3 separate regions of the Homo sapiens genome follow, and regions 1 and 2 are each linked to region 3. A link is a loop called in an ENCODE intact Hi-C map of the cell type or tissue named here. Cell type or tissue: mammary epithelial cell. All regions are shown on one strand. Links, peaks and the distances in the headings refer to the core of each region. The heading gives the core; the rest is flanking DNA.

Region 1 (3,696 bases), core at 444-2,943, 500 kb before region 3:
GGACTCTGTGTGTGGGCTCCCACCCCACAGTTTCCTTCAGCACTGCCCTAGCAGAGGTTCTCCATGAGGGCTTTGCCCCTGCAGCACCCCTCTGCCTGGACATCCAGGCATTTCCATACATCCTCTAAAATCTATGTGGAGGTTCCCAAACCTCAATTCTTGACTTCTGTGCACCCGCAGGTCCAACATCATGGGTAAGACACCAAGACTTGGAGCTTGTACCCTCTGAAGCAAAGGCCTGAGCTGTAGGTTTGTCTCTTTTAGTGACAGCTGAAGTGCCTGGGACACAGGGCACCAAGTCCCAAGGCTGCACACAGCAGAGGGTCCCTGAACTCAGCCCAGGAAACCATTTGTCCCTTCTAGCCCTCCGGACCTGTGATGGGTGGAGTTGTCATGAAGATCTCTGACATGGTCTGGAGACATTTTCCCCATTGTCTTGATGACTAACATTTGGTTCCTCATTACTTATGCAAATTTCTGCAGCTGCCTTGAATTTCTCCCCAGAAGATGGAGTTTTCTTTTCTACCACATCATGCAAATTTTCCAAACTTTTATGCTCTGCTTCCTCTTGAATACTTTGACACTTAGAAATTTATTTTGCCAGATACCCTAAATCATCTCTCTCAAGTTCAAAGTTCCATAGACCTCTAGGGCAGGGGTTAAATGCCACAAGTCTCTTTGCATAGTCCTTTAGTCCTTACACTAGATTTATGCCTGGATTTCATATCATAATTACAGTGTCAGCCTATTTTGAATTTCTTTGCATACTTACTTTTACCAGTGGGTTTCACACCTTCAAATCTTTTCTTTTTGCACATTAGTGTTTTTGTCTTTGAGAATGAAGAATTCCCTTGAGCATTTCTTGTAAGATGAGTCTGGTGGTTATGAATTCCCTCAGCTTTTGTTTGTCTGAAAAAGACTTTATTTCTCTTCCATCTTTGAAGTGTATTTTTGTAGGGTCCAAAATTCTCAGTTGGCAGTGTTTGATTGTGCTTCCAGCACTTTGAATATTTCATCCCACTCCCTCCTGGCCTGTATAGTTGTTGTTGAGAAGTCTGTTGTCAGATGAATTGGATCTCCTTTATATGTTATTTGCCTCTCTCCTCTTGCTGCTTTTAAGATTCTCTCTTTGTTCTTGATTTTTGAGAGTTTGATTATTATATGCCTTAGATTAGTCTCATTTGGGTTTAATTTATTTGGTGACCTATGGTCTTCCTGTAGGTTTATAACTTTCTTAAGTTTCAAAAAGTGTTCTATTATTATTTCTTTAAACAAGCTTTCTCCCCTTTGCTCTTACTCCAATCCCACTTGAACAACAATAATTCTTAGATTTGCTCTTTTGAGGTAATTGTCTATATCTTGTAGGCATTCCTCATTCCTTTCCACTTTTTTCTTTTCTTTCCTCTGACTGTGTATTTTCCAATAGCTTGTCTTTGAGTTAACTGATTGTTTGCTTGATCCAGTCTGCTTTTTGAGATCTTCTAAGAAATTTTTCAGTATAGCAAATATATTTCTTATATCCAGGATTTTTAAATTATTTTATTTAAACCTCTGTTAAATTTCTCTGATAGATTTCTGAGTTGCTTTTCTGTGTAATTTTAGAGATCACTGAATTTTCTTAAAGTTTCTATTTTGAATTCTTGACGAGAGAGCTTGCCTGTCACCACCTCATTATAGTCTGTCTCTGGTTTCTTGCTTTGTCTACTTTGAGAGATCACAGTTCTCTGCTTGTTATTGTTTATTGTGGATAGAAATCTATGCCTTCACATGCAGGGATATGTTATTTATTCTATGCAGGTATAAGTTATTTATTCTAGTGTTCTCTATCTTGTTTTTCTTTTTATTAGTTATGTTTGCTTAGCAATTTCTTTGCAACATACCATTGCAACTCACCATTTAATGTCTTTTTTGCTAAGTCACTGCCTTGTTTTTAGCACTAGATGGCACTTTAAGTTCAGGTTTGCCTCTGCTCCAGTAAATTTCAAAGTGCTGTTCATCCTGAATTGGGGAGGTCCCAAAGGGAATATCCTGGCAGTGTGGAAAGGCTGATTAGGGGTTTATGTTCGGGGGACTTGTGTAACATAGTGCCTATAGCATGGTGCTGCTGAACAGCTACTCTGATTTGGTGGTTTCTTTGGCTGAGATATAGAGCAGTGTTTTCCAGTTTGGAGACAGTAATCCCACCTCCCCTTTGTCTCCAGCTGTCATCAGGAATTTTTATCCCTTTAGGCACTTGTGAGGCTTTCTGTCAGTTGAGGCAGGGACAGGCCTTTTGCCAGCAAATTCAACATGGTGGGTAAGCTGGTTGTCCATCTCTATCTCAATTTTTTTTTTTTAGTATAGTAACTGTGAGTCAGGGGAAAATTTTCTGCACTCTTGGGGCCTAGCAGATTGGGGGAAGGGTGTTGTGGATCAAAAGTTTGATTCTCTTACAGTCTGCATGAATTTTTTTTAACCTTTCTTTGGCTCCCACAACTGTCTCATTTTCATATTTGAGTTCTGGAATATTGCTGGTGATAATCTCAGCACTATATATTTGTTTTTGGTTTTCTGTGGGTGGAGGAGTGAAGCCAACTCACTTCTACTCTGCCATTTGGTTCTCATTTCTTTAACTTTCAGAAATATTTTTGACATTTAGGTGCTGTATTTTACGTAGATGTAGACTACAGAACTGTGTTCAAACTAGGACATTTGTTTTACCGTATGCTAATATATTCACTTGTTTGGGTTACATTTTTCAATCAATTTTCATGTTAAAAATAAGGTTTAATATAAACAGGCAGAACCCAGGAGTTGGTGGACACAATGCATATTAAGATATTTAGATTCTTCCTTACATGCCCAAATATCTGATTTACAAATTTATGCAAAACCTTTCTGATTTAGATTCAATGCAATTTTCATTTTAATGAAAGAGACTGGGAAGTCTTTTTTTGTTGTTTTGTTATATCACTACTTAATACAGTAGAAATAGGCAACTATATATTGCTATAAAATGTTTTATCCAGTTTGGTATTATAAGAATTAATGATTCCTACAATAATAAAATTCTTCTTAAAATAGTATTTACATTTCATGTGTAAACATTCTTGCTCGACTCTCCTTTATTTGATGAAATTTTCTTCGCCTTCTAAATACTCTTGACCTACAGATGCCAAATAATTCTTCTGTTATCAGATATTGGAGTTGTAATTCTTTTTTCTTCATTCATTTCTCTTTTTTTCTTAGTTTTAAGTAAGTTTTAAATAATCTGTGCTTTTAAACCAAGAATCTAGAAGAACATATCTGAGAATCAACAATCCCAATATATTTACCCATATTGTCTCAAATTCTCCTTTTAAAAAGTTACATGAAACAAAAATCAAGTTACCTTATGGTAAGTTACAATGGTAATTAGCGTTTTCTAGTTCTTATTATGTTGCTGTGTCATGGAACTTGTTTCCTGCTGTAGATCGTCAAAGAAAAATTTGGAGGACAGAATTAAATAAAGACTTTATTCAAGACTATTCCAATAGGGGAGAATGTCAAGAAGGAAGTTTATCATATGTGATTAGGCCATCTGTATTTGCTAATTGGTGCTCATGGAATTTAGGTTCTTACCTTCCTATAGAGACTGAAAGATAGGGGTTCTTATTTCTCTTAGTGACAACATTTTAAAATGATGCTTTTTCAGCTCCTTGAAAAATGTGTTCGTGG
Region 2 (3,696 bases), core at 444-2,943, 170 kb after region 3:
AAATTGCATGTCTTGGGAGGCTGGTGTACAGATTATTTCACCACTCAGGTAATAAACATAATACCTGATAGGTAGTTTTTTGATCCTCACCCTTCTCTCACCCTCCACCCTCAAGTAGGACCGAGTGTCTCTGGTTCTCTTCCTAATTTCTGTAAGATATTTTGATATTCTTATAACAAATTTCTGAGTTTTCTTATTTTATTTTAGGAGTGATATTGTTTTATTCATCTTAAAATTTTAAACTTTAAATTCACATTACGAAGTGATCTCTTTCAAAGTTGGTTGATAGCATTTTTAACAGCCTTTAATGTCTGTCCTATATGTATTCAGCTAATCAGAAAATTGTCATGTGATAGTACTTGTGGACCATAATTTATTTAAAGTTGATCAAATTTAAAGTCGATAATACAGTCCACTTGAAGACAATTTATTTTTTGTACTTTGGTATGCAAATATATATGTACATATTATATATATAATATTTCCAAATTAAATGTTAAGATATTAATCCTCTGACATCTTAAATAAAATAAATATCAAACATAATGTGTAAATTTCATTTGTGGTGGAAAGGTCATTAAAAAATGTAAGAAAAAAATAGCCAGCCATGGTGGCCCACACCTGTAATTCCAGCAGTCTGGGAGGCCAAAGTGGGTGGATTGCTTAAGCCCAGAAGTTCAAGATTAGCCTGCATAATATACTGAGACCCTGTCTCTACACACACACACACACACACACAAAAGTAGCCAGGCTTGGTGGTGTATGACTGTAGTGCTAGCTACTTGGGAGCCTGAGGCAAGAAGATCACTTGAGCCTGTGAGGTTGAGGCTGCAGTGAGCCACTGATCATGCCACTGCACTCTAGCCTGGGAGAGACTGAGGTATGATTGTGCTACTCCACTCCAACCTGGGTGACAGAGCAAGGTTAGAAAAAAAAAATTGAAAAAGAAAAAAAGGAAAGAAAAAAATAGTCCTGTTTTAACCGTGTAGATATGCTCTTTGCTTAACCATTTCATTCAGTTATCCCTACTGTTAACCAAGTCCCATAGTAAACAATTATTTAATGATTAAATCCTCTGATGATTTCAAAATAAAACTCGGGCCATTCTCAACTGTAAGGACTGTGGCAAAAATAATTCTCACAAAACTTCCTCTTTAGTCACATAGTGTTCTAAAGCATTTAAAAAAAAGGTAAGGGATGTTTTATTTCCATCTGGGTCAGGTGTGAAGGTCAGTGCTATAGAAAATGGTAGGAGGCACATTCAGCAATATTTTTCCTTTTCTTTTTTAACGTTCAAAAGCAAGTATAGAATCCACCTACACAAGAGACTTTGTTCAGAGTTATTTGATTTGGATTCCTACTGTGCAATGACACATTGCCTAACTATGTGCTGGGGCAGAGAAATTGAGTATGAAGTTGTGGTGAGCTGTGGTCAGGCCTGGCCACAGAAAACCCATGGGTGGACATAAAGAAAAAAACTTCTCATCACTGACGCATGAATGTAGATAAGAAGAGAGTGATACTGCATAGACGAAGCCAAAATTTCCAGGCCTGTAACCCTAACACGAAGTCTGGTAAACATGGCCTGATAAAAGGTTTGTTTTCAGTTATTTTAGTACTTAGACTTTTCATGTGTAGACATGAGTCCACAGACTTTCTGACTTAGTGGACTGAGACTCCTACAACTGAGTTGTGGAAATCATAACACTTTGCACACAGCTGCATGAGACACAAGGAAAAATGATAGCCCTGTTCAAACACCTATATGCTACCTGTTTGCAACTTTGCACTAATTTTTAGCCGCTTTAAGAGTAAGTCCGTATAAAAGTAGTTTGAAACAAATCCAAATTGACATTATTTCCTCTCCTTTTATGCGTAATGACTCTGTGATCTGCCCAAATGAAGGAGATTTATATTATATTTTTCCTGTTACACACACACACACCTTCACACAAATACATGCACACACATACTCACTGTCTTTTTACAATGTCTTTGGAAACAGGTAGAAGAAAGTATTAATACTATATGTGTCATGCCTGTAGTGCTAGCTACGTGGGAGGCTGAGGCAAGAGGATCACTTGAGCCTGTGAGGTTGACGCTGCAGTGAGCCATTGATCATGCCACCACACTCTAGTCTGGGAGAGAATGAGCTATGATTGTGCTACTCCAATGAGCTATGATTCTGCTACTTTGGGTATGAAAAATACAGTAAATGGGCTTCATTTGAAGTCTTTCTTAGATGTGTAAGTGAGATGATTCTGGGCCATTATATTTTGCTCACATGGTATCTCCTTGGCCTAGAGGGTCAGAGTCTCTAGATCACAGATGCATCTTCCTTCCATGTATGAGGATCAGGAAGAGTTCTCACAGTGCACTTATGAGTAAAGATCACAACAGTGTAAAGTGCTTTCTTCCAAGATAGGCGTTAACTAACTTCCTTCCTTCCTTCTTTCCTTCCTTCCTTCCTCCTTCCCTCCCTCCCTCCCTTTCTCTTTCTTCCTTTCTTCTTTCCTTCCGTCTATCTGTCCTTCCTTCCTTTCTTCTCTCTCTCCTCCTTCCTTCCTTCTCCGTTTCTCCTTTCTTTCTTTCTTTTTCCTTTTAAATGACCTATGTAAATGTCAAATAAGTGCCAAGTATTAATAGAGTTAACATTTATTGAGTATTTGGCATCATGCATTTTTAATTATTAATTTATTAAATAATAAAAAGTAAACCACTATTATCCTCAATTTGCAAATGAAGTTATTAAGATACTAGAAAATATATTTCTTACCATGATCAAAGAGCTAGAAGTTATTAGAGACAAAGTTTTGATGTGCTGATTAATATAAACTCAGAGAAGTAGAAGTTTGAACTAGAATTTGAAAGAAGATGCCTGCCTTCAGGATATGAGCTCCTAACCAGTATTTGATGCTGCCTTTAAAGGTTGTTGAATTCCCATATTATCAAGCAAGATATTTTGTGCCCATATTACAGATAAGGAAATCTGAAACCTAAGCGATGATGTCATCCTCTCTTTGTTACTAAGTTATTAAATAGTACAACTGGAACTTAAACTCAGGTTTGTCTGACTCCAACGAGAGCAGCAGAGTACTGTATTACTGTTCATTTGGCTAGCTGATGTGACATATTTTGATTTGTCCAATTATTATGATGATGTTGAATTTTCTTCAACTTCATTTTCCTCCCGGGACATGATTGCAATAATGCACCAGTGCAGATGAGTCAGAAAAGTAGAAGAAAAATCATTGTTTATATAAACATTTCAGGAATCTTGAGTATAAAAATAATAATTTTAATCCCAATATTAATGATTTCCTGAAAGATTTCCAGGCAATGACAATAAGGAAAAAAATAAAGGAAATTTGCTTCACTTGACATAAAATAGATGAAAGCTGTTTAACTAGGAAAAAAACATAGGCATATAGGTCAATGTGGAAAAAAAAATAGAGAACTATAAGAAAGAAAGAAATGACATTAAACATGGTACTTTAACAAGGCTTTGAAATTAATGGAACTTACACAACCTAATAAATGATATGAGTGAACAGTTCATAGGAACAAATATAGCTAATAAAGGTAGTAAAAGTTCTTAACTTCACTCATAAATAAGTAAATACAAAAGAGATACTATTTTCAGCTCTCAGATGGCCATATATTTATATGTTTCCTAGCAGCAGTGAGGGTGAGAAA
Region 3 (3,696 bases), core at 812-3,311:
GTTTTATGTTTACTGTTAAACACAATGCTTTGGTAAATACCCTTAAACTTACTAATATCATTACATACTGTTAGTCTAATTTATCAACAGTGTAGATTGCATTACCAGGCCAAAAGTTTCAGGCAATACTTATTTTAATATGTACCATCAGACAATTAGTTTTCTAATATTTTAAGCAACGTGCATCCCCCTAATAAATTTACTGTATTCTCAAGTTTTAACCTAACACAACATTTTCAATATTACAAGAAAGCTCTTAATCCTCAGAAAAATACTTTAGATAAAAATAAATTTAAAGTTTTTGACATAAAGAAACAGCATATAAATCTTGGCTAATGTGTATGTATGTTTTTCTTTTGTTCTTTGCCTAAGAGGATGTAAATTGTACTCAAGACATGTCTCCTAAAGAAATTAGATCATTTATTTGCTATTCTTTTTCAGTTTTATAACTGATAACTACTGGCAGTTGTACCTCTATTTAATTATAATTTATAACAAATAATTATGAAACAAGGGACTTATAATTTTATGTTTCCACATATTTTAAAGCATGTTCTTATAAACATTTAACTTGAGGCATGTGAGAAAGTCATATTAATACATTTTATTCTGGATCTATCAGGGTGAAGTGAGACATTTATGTACATGACATTATTCAGATTATCCTAAAAAATGTGAGATTTTACAAATTCCATCTACTTTGTACTTAATCTTTACTAACAATAATTTTATTATACACTTTTATTATATAGCTTCTTAATTATGCTGTAATTTAACTTCGAAATTGCCAATTGATTAAAGAGACATTTGCTTCAGAGTATTTTTCTTTTTGTCTGATTAAGTAAACTCTTAGCTACTATTATATTGGCCTTTGTCAATAATATAAAAATAAATATTAATTGTGGTAATTTGCACTTGAAATCATTCTGCTAATGCTAATTATAATATAACTATATAACAGCTTCATTCAAATAAACACAGCAGAGAATTGCCTACCGGCAATTATTCTGGAAATATTATTTCTTTATCATTATCATGATGATCATCTAAGTTTATAAACTAATTTCATGTATTTTTATGTAATTTGATTTATGTATCAACTGAGTGGGATTGAATGGCCAAGTGTCCCTATTTTCTGTACTTAAGAAACAGCCTCACAGAGATTGACTTGGATCTGAGGATACAGTAATAAGAGACAGAACCAGAAAGACAGCCTGAGTCAGCCTAATAATTGTTACTGTCAAGTACTGTACATATCCAGAATTTGATGTGTTATCTTAGTCAATTACAGTAAACTGCTACGACAGGAATATCCTCATTTTATAAATCAGGAAATTAATTTTCTCTGAGTCACACAGTTAACACATGGCAGTTTCTGGGTGTAATTCCAAGGTTGCCTCATATTTTGCAGATTCTTTTCCCATTAAGTCACATAGACTATAGCTTCAAGATGAGCTTATTCCCAAGTAAATATCACGTGCACTTTCGTTTCAAAGCACAGTGCTTTGAGGTAACTGCAGTTACAAGGCTATAATCCATGAAAATTAAGAGAAGTTGTCTTAATAACTATTCTGTACAACTTTTAAAAAGTAATAGGAAATAAAAGGGAAAAAATAACTTTAGGTAATGGAAAGAAATTAGAAACCCTGGCCACAAAAAGACGTGTGGTATATTAATACTGCCACTACCTGGCAAACAGATTTGAAAATTATTGTGTTATTACTAGAACAAATTGTTCTGGTGAAGTTGTCTTCAAAAGACCAACAAGAGATTACTGGTTTTTGAAAGAAACAAAGACTTACTGCCTTAGACTGTTACTTGATGGGTAAATTACTATAGGGTTTACACAAAACTTTAAAAAAATATATCATTGTGATAACTCTTTCACAGGAATCCAGGGAAGCTGATAAACAGGAACCATCATGATCTATTGCCTTACAGACGTGGAAATAGACATAATTTCACACCTCACGGCAGAGCTGAACATGAGAGATAAATGATTCGTAGACAGTGCTAAAAAATTTACATACTTGGTTATGCCTAAGAAAATAAAGCAATTAGTTCTGTAGATTTGTTACTACATGTGCCTTGGTGGTGGCAACTAAAGATTAACTTAAAAAAAAAATTCACCAGAGGGCACCAAAGAGAAAGATTCAGCTCCTAAAAAAGTCTGGTCGCGCGCACACACACACACACACACACACACACACACACACACAATTGAAGAGGCAGCTAATAATTTGGACAAATATCTGAGGTTGTTTTATGGATGTGTAAATATATAAATGCATTAGAAAGTCAAGAAATCAGAGAAATCACACACAGACAAGAATATGGAAATATGCTCAACATCACTAATCATCAGGAAAATGCAAATCAATACCACAAGTATCACCTCACATCTGTTAGAGTGGCCACAATCAGGTAAACAGAAAATAGCAAGTGTTAAGAGGATGTGAAGTAACTGGAACAGTTGTATATTTTGGGTGGTAATACCAATTGGTAGAGCCACTTATAAAAAACACTTTGGGGATGCCTCAAAAAATAGAGTTACCATATCCAGTAATCCCACTTCTGGTTATATATTCAAAAGTGTTGAAAACAGGATATTGAAGAGATATTTACTCACTCATGTTTATTATAATATGATTCACAATAGTCAAGATGTAAAGGAAACCTTAATGTCCATCAGCAGATGGATGGAAAAAGGAAATGTATATACATACAACAGATGATTATTCAGGGTTAAAATGAAGAAAATCTTATCATGTCCTACAGCCAGCATGAACTTTGTGTTGTAGAATATGCTAGGAGGAATAAACTAGTCACAAAAACACAACTACAGGATTCCCCTTCTCGAAGTATCTAAAGTAGTCAAATTCTGAGAAACTGAAAGTAGAATGGTTATTACCATGGACAAGGAGAAGGCAAAAAAAAAAAAAAAAGTGGGCACAGAGTTTTAGTTCTGCAAAATAAAAAAGTTCTAGAGATCCGTTGCACAAAATGTGCATATAGTTAATAACACTATGCATCTTTAAAATGGTTAAGATCATAAGTTTTAAAAAATTATTATTTTATTTTAAATTCAGGGCATACAATTGAAGATTTTTTACATGGGTATGTTTCAAGATGCTGAGGTTTGGAATATGATTTATTTCGTGATTCTGTCATCCAGCTAGTGAGCATAGTACCAGGTAGAGAGTTTTTCAGCCCATGACTCCCCCCATCTTCTATGAGTACCAGATTTCTATTGTTCCTGTCTTTATGTACATGTGTTTAGTTCTCACCTAAAAGTGACAACATGTGGCATTTGGTGTTCTGTCCCCATGATAATTCACTTAGGATAATGGTCTCCAGCTGCAACCCCGTTACTGCAAGGACATTTTTTGTGCTTTATTATGGCTCTGTAGTGTTCCATGGTGTATATGTACCAAGTTTTCTTTATTTAATCCACCATTGATGGGAACCTAGGTTGATTCCATGTCTTTGCTATTGTGAATAGTGCTGTTATTTTTTAACTTTTTAAAAACAGCCATTCTGACTGGTGTGAGATGGTAACCCATTGTGGTTTTAATTTTTATTTCTCTAATGATTACTGATGTTGACCATTTTTTAATGTGCTTGCTGGATGCTCATATGTTTTCTTTTGAAAAGTGTTCATGTCCTTTGCCCTTTTTCTAATGTTTTTTTTTTTCT

The links. Peaks named below come from ENCODE experiments on the same cell type or tissue, not always from the same donor. Only the 100,000 strongest peaks of a DNase experiment are listed, where the experiment ranks them.
Region 1: a loop joins it to region 3, with 13 times the contacts of the local background. A loop is called at or near these places in 5 of 110 quality-filtered maps.
Region 2: it touches region 3 in a loop (10-fold over the local background); 12 of 110 quality-filtered maps call a loop at or near these places.

What each region holds. Positions count from the first base shown.
Region 1 is chr9:31,798,451-31,802,146 of GRCh38, reverse strand. No RefSeq gene overlaps it. Among named protein-coding and RNA genes, the nearest start is that of LINC01243, 420 kb to the right of the region's middle. In mammary epithelial cell, for the core only: a CTCF peak has its summit at 1,941 (motif pointing right); no DNase peak of the experiment used is centred there.
Region 2 is chr9:31,135,111-31,138,806 of GRCh38, reverse strand. No RefSeq gene overlaps it. Among named protein-coding and RNA genes, the nearest start is that of LINC01243, 240 kb to the left of the region's middle. In mammary epithelial cell, for the core only: no CTCF peak of the experiment used is centred there; DNase peaks (open chromatin) are centred at 806 and 1,456; H3K27ac peaks cover 1,810 bases.
Region 3 is chr9:31,302,413-31,306,108 of GRCh38, reverse strand. No RefSeq gene overlaps it. Among named protein-coding and RNA genes, the nearest start is that of LINC01243, 77 kb to the left of the region's middle. In mammary epithelial cell, for the core only: a CTCF peak has its summit at 2,145 (motif pointing right); a DNase peak (open chromatin) is centred at 1,358; H3K27ac peaks cover 1,505 bases.